Regions from separate parts of the Homo sapiens genome. Here region 1 is linked to region 2. The links are chromatin contacts, found by Hi-C or POLR2A ChIA-PET in ENCODE. All regions are on one chromosome and are shown on one strand. The core of a region is the stretch at or near the end of the contact, and the rest is flanking DNA. Distances in the headings are between cores, read along the strand shown. Region 1 holds the start of BCAT1-AS1 (BCAT1 antisense RNA 1). Region 2 holds the start of LINC02909 (long intergenic non-protein coding RNA 2909).

Region 1 (2,906 bases), core at 19-2,518, 180 kb before region 2:
ACTAAAGAGTGTTTTATGCTCATAAACAAAAATATGAAGTTGACAAGTCCCATGGATTTTAACAGAGACTCTGTTCTCTAAATCAAAGTTGTTCATGCTGTGTTAGCATTTTTCTTATTTCTTCAAAAGTTATGTAACTGTATCATAGTCAGAATTTCATTCTTTGCATCAGCAAATACTTTGGTTTAAAAGCAAGCCTGAATTTTAATATTCAAAATGAAATTAAATGAAATAGAGATATTCCATACATCACAAATAGAAAGCTAGTTCTATATTCATTCATTCAATCAGTCAGTCATTCAACAAAAATGCCTGTGTTTATAATAAGTTCTCACTCTGTGAGCAATTAATGTAGGCCAATGTCATCATGCCAGGAGTTTTACAGGCTTATTACCTCATTTAATACCCACAGTAACTGTACATAGAAGGTACCATTATCAATCCATTTTATGAATGAGAAAACTGAATATTAGGGAGATTGAATAACTTGCTCAAGTTTGCAGTTAACAGATGGAAGAGCCCAGACCCTAACCAAGCTCTCTCTCACAGCAAATTCCATGTTCTTGACCACCACCAAGACTGCTCGCCATGTGTTCACCGAGCCTTGTGTATTGAGACTGACTTGGAACAGATCTTTCCAAGCCAGTGTATCAGGCCACTAAATCTGTCACTATGGGTTTGCCTAAATCACTCAGACTATGTCTATTTTCACACGAAATGGCTCTTCTAGTCCTAATTTAACTTTAGTTTAAATTAATATAAAACATCAGAATTTCTGAACTAGAAACAATGTTAATAACCATCTAAAAGGTAGGAGATGACTCAAATAAGTGGGGCTCTGGATTTTACTTCTTTACTTCAGAACAATCCTACTTTTATCCATTTTGTATATTGGGATTCCAGGAGTGATCTCTTTTGAAGAAAGTTCTGCTGCATAAAAATCAAGTGTAAGGAGCAATGAATTTTAATCCAAGCTTCTCATCTTACATATAAGGACACTAAGGCTCTAGGTCACCCTTAATTTTGACAAGCCCAGTTCTCTGCCTCTGTCTGATGTTCTTTCTCCTATATCACAATGTACATGTGCTGTGTTTGTCTTAAAGACCTCAGAGAGCAGAATCTATCCAAGTGGTAAAAATACTGGCAGCCAAGAATGGGTCTACCTACCACCTGGTAGTTTACATGCAAAGGGGAATAAAGGAAGCCAAATGACTGTAAGTTTCTTGCATAATCCACACCAGAAAGCATTGCCTACAGACTGTAACTGCCCGCTATTGACTCTGTTGCTTCATGATGAATGCTGGATGAAACATCTTCAAATTCTACCTGATTTATGTATGATGTCAACATGACTTAAGGTAAGGGCAAAATATGTGTTTTATTTTCCTTACTTGGATTCCCATTAATATATTAAACACTTTCACCATTAATAACAGTTCATTGGCATTTTAGCAGATCTACAGAACTGTGATTCATGACTACTGTCACTTCATCTTGAATTTCATCAGTTAAAGTAAATTTGCTTTCAATTAGTTGTTTTAGTTTTATAAATGATCAAAAATCAATTTTGATTACAATGACAGTCGTAGGCCACATATCACTCTGCGAACCTGCATAATATGCACTAAGCTTTACTCTTCTCATTCTGTAATTTATGCTTTTATGTAAAATCATAGCATTCTGAGAAGTGCCCAAGAAATGTGATATTACAGGTAATTCATAATGTCTAGAAGTAGGCATTTAGTAATCAGATTTTCCATTTGGCTGATGGATAATGCAATTTAATTTTTCAAGGGAAAATAATTCTAAGTAGAGATGGCAGATTTAAGCAGAAATAGAAATTATATTATTTCCTTAAGAGTAAGTAAGTATACATAGAGGGAGGGAAAAGAGAAAACATGTCTTCATGGACTAGGATGTCATTATACTCTTGTCATTATACTCTTGTCATTGTCATTACAAAACAACAGTGCAGGCTCACACCTTCAATGTTTGGTAGGGCGGCTGTAAGTCACACTTACTTAGTTTTGTTCACTGGAATCAGAGATGGTGTCAAAGCAACGTGGCAAGTCAGGTCGAGCCTGCGGGATGGTATTTTGAGCCCATGTGGAAGACTTAATGAAATGTGCAGAATTTTAATCTTTTGCAAATTCCAGCGAGAACACTAAACTAAAACACGACTAATGACAAGTTCATTACCTCACATTCGAGGTACATAAGGCAGATAATTTCATACGGCTTTGCTAAATGCCTTTAAATTCCTGGCAAAACAAAAGCACAACCTGCATGTCATGCAGTCACTCTACGCAACGCCAATAAAACTATAGTCAGTGCTGCCTACCAGGTAGCAATCTGTCATTCTTGCTCTAAACCCTATTGAAAGGCTGTGCAAAGCTTTGTAATCCTGTAACACGTGGAGGAGGATGTGCTGGAAACAGAAGGGGCTGGGAAGCTGGTCCAGGGACTGAGTCACACGAGGGCAGTCTGGAAACAAAGTTTGTATGCACACGGAGGACAGCTTAAGACATTGGTAGGGAAGGGGGTGGAGCCTTTAACTTCTTATGTAACTAAGTCATGGAGCTGCTCCATTGAAAACAAGAAAAATACAATAACCACTAATAGTCATTTGTCCTTGAAAACTGTAGCCACTAGTGAGAACATAGATTTTTTTAATTCTATCTGGTGACCTGCAATCAATACAGATCCTGCTCCTATCTCATTCAAGCTGCCCCTTTCCTATGCTTCAGATGTCCATCTCTGGATCTTTGCAGTCGCTGCTTCCCACTTTATGGAGCTTCAACAGCAGCAATGCTGATTATTCACACATGCTCCCCCTGATACTTAAAAGCCAGGCTCTAGCTTTTATGTGATTATTTGTTGACAGCAGTGTCAACATGTATCTCATT
Region 2 (2,839 bases), core at 127-2,626:
TAAATAATGAAATAACATGTTAATGCAATTCATTACAGGTTCGTTGGAATTTATTGTTCAGGTTATTCCTTTCACTGCTCTGAGAAACATCAGGTATACTAGACTCACCTGAAGCAGGATGTAAGCGTATAATTTGTCAGACGGGCAATATGGTCTAGTGGATCCAGAATTTGAATATTATTTCTGGCTCTGCTGCTGGCTTCCTTTATGACTAGGAGGGAAATGTCTCTGGGTGTTGCCAGTTTCGGTATCTGTGGATTGATAAGCAGATCGCAAGCATGGATGTTATAATAGGTTATTTCATGGGAAATTAAACAGCAAATCTAATGAGAGGAGCGGGTTACTTGGTCATTTCTTTCTAGGTGCTATTTGGTGCTTTAAGAGGACCTCTAGTATTGGATAAGTTAAAGGAGTTTCAGAAAGTGCATCATAACAACATTACTGAGAGCTCAGAATGTGCTACATGGTTCTGAGGGCCATCTGCGTATTAACCTCATTTAATCCCTGCAGCACACCCGGAGGTCATTGCATGATATTGATGCAATTTTACAGATGAAGAAACTGAAGCACATATGGTTAAATAATTTGTCCAAGATCACAAAGCTAGTAAGCAGCAGAACTGGGGTTTGAACTCAGGTTATTTAAACTCAGAGCCCCAGTTCTTATTCCCCAGTATTTGACTCCCCTTTGCTCTCACCTGGTGATAGAAATGATAATGACCAGGCTGAGCGCAATGGCTCACACCTGTAATCCCAGCACCTTGGGAGACTGAGGCAGGTAGATCGCTTGAGCTCAGGAGTTTGAGACCAGCCTGGGCAACACAACAAAACCCCATCTCTACAAAAGATACAAAAATTAGCTGGCTGTGGTGGCATGCCCCTGTCATTTCAGTTACTTGGCAGGCTGAGGTGGGGGAGTGGCTTGAGCCCAGTAGGCAGAGATTGAAGTGAGCTGAGATCGTGCCACTGCACTCAAGCTTGGGCAACAAAGCAACACTCCATTTCCAAAAAACAAAAGAAAAAGTATGAGATTTAACTTAAAAATAATTTTCCTTCATCTGATTAGAAAGTATAATCAGGATGAGCTTTAGTGTGTTGTTTTTTGTAGAGCCGGGCGGGGACCGGGGGTGGGGGGGGGTCTCACCATGTTGCCCAGGCTGGTCTTGAACTCCTGGGCTCAAGCGATCCTCCCACCTCAGCCTCCCAAAGTGCTGGGATTACAGGTGAAAGACACTGCACCTGGACTATCTTTCTGTTATTGCTGTGGTGGGGAGCACACCAAAATAGTGCCTGTCATCCTCATCCTTCCTAGGCATCTTTCCCAGCACTGCTGCTGTGATTAGTACCTTAACTCCAGCCTAGGCAGGTGCAGTGCATCAGCGGCTCTCTTCTCTAGCTTCTTTTACCTCAGCCCAAGCCACTCTGTAGAAATGGGCTCCACCCATGTCATCTGACCTGTAGGTCTCCACTCTTTCTTCCCAGTTCTCAGATGGTTCTTGGAGCACTGGCGAAGTCAAGCGAAAATAAGGTGGTGAGTTTTCCCCAACGAAATAATTAAATTTTGGCTGATGCTGGCCTTTAGTCATCGAAGGCCGAGAAAGTACCGCCCTAACCAGGGAAAAGCAATATCAGATGTAGGCTGTTCTGTTGTGTCTCAACCTCAAAATGCTTGTGGCAAAAGGGACAAACCTCCAATAAGTCTATATTAGAGGTTCAACAGAGTTCATTGAAAACTTGAAACAAATCTGAAAAGAAAAACACTCTACAAATAGGGAAAAAAGATGGGTAGCTGAGAGTGATAAAGTGAGATTCCCCAGATATGTTGCTGTCACCACAGGCAAATCTCAAATTGTTTTCAATGGAGCTTTTGGAAATTTAAATTAATCCTGCCATTTTCAGGCTTGGTCGTTTGGAATGTGTGTTAGTGAAACGCAGTGATGTAGTTTTATAGACTGTAAGAACCTTGGAGGCACCTGAATTCTTGAAGCTAGAGATTTATTGTAGGTCTTCTCTTGTTCTCTGAGAAGAAAACCAGACTTCATATAACAAGAAGTGAGACAGAAGAACAGTTTTCAGAAGCATGTGTCACTCTGCTATTTTAGGAATTGTTCCAATAAGAGATGTTTATAGTAAGCTTGGTGTGACCCAGCCAAGAAGCTTAATATAACAAGGTTAACTGAATTGTGGGAGGAAAGTTTCTAGCCTATACCAGCTTGCATTTATTAATAATCAGAAAGGTTGCGGATGACAGACTTGCTGAGCATTTACTAAATCTGGTACTTGTGGTTTGCAAATCATGTGATTAACAGCTGCTATCATCTATCCTAGAAACGGCAGGAAGAAGTGTTATTATTTTATCACATAAAATAGTAGTCACAAAGAGAATGAAAACAGTTTAATTTGGCAGATATAAAATTCACTGGTTAAGCAGAAAACCATGCTCTGCCCTCCCACTGAGCTCACTAAAGATGGGTTTCCTGGGAATGTCTCAGTGAACAGATGTTTCTTCTTAGGTTTTGATGAAGAGTTTAGTGGCATCTAATCATTAGTGAAGGGTTGTTTTGGCAAAAGGAATCTCTTGTCTATCTACACACATACTTAAATTTTTTTTTTTACGTATATTAAGGATTTTGCATTAATTACCAATAGGATCTCACATAGATGAATCATGAATGATTGACTGGCTTTCCTAATCAAGTTTTGAATGATTTTAAAAATCAGCCTGCCTGATCTAAGGTTTGGAAGTTCAATGCTCAATAAATAACTTTAGTAAAGGGAGGAAAACATTTTAAAGGAAAAAAACAGGAAAGATAATTACATTGTTAATCTGTTTGGAGTTA

Evidence for each region. Hi-C counts contacts between places; a loop is a spot of excess contacts on that map. ChIA-PET counts read pairs that join two places held with the same protein, here RNA polymerase II (POLR2A). Pooled maps may share reads with other maps.
Region 1: a pooled map shows a loop between it and region 2 (4-fold over the local background). The contact joins the promoter of BCAT1-AS1 here to the promoter of LINC02909 in region 2. A Hi-C loop is called at or near these places in 12 of 37 single-sample maps with no recorded cell type and 11 of 50 pooled maps. POLR2A ChIA-PET finds 5 or more read pairs at or near these places in 2 of 52 experiments (A549 and activated T-cell).

What each region holds. Positions count from the first base shown.
Region 1 is chr12:24,818,590-24,821,495 of GRCh38, forward strand. It overlaps BCAT1-AS1 (BCAT1 antisense RNA 1), which reads left to right and starts at 1,269. Exons shown (of 4, transcript XR_007063245.1): 1 at 1,269-1,358. The region is part of intron 10 of BCAT1 (branched chain amino acid transaminase 1); the gene reads right to left.
Region 2 is chr12:24,996,089-24,998,927 of GRCh38, forward strand. It overlaps LINC02909 (long intergenic non-protein coding RNA 2909), which reads right to left and starts at 1,377. Exons shown (of 4, transcript NR_171024.1): 1 at 1,144-1,377; 2 at 109-251. It also overlaps a transcript of IRAG2 not described here. RefSeq lists enhancers at 1,936-2,065, 2,316-2,425.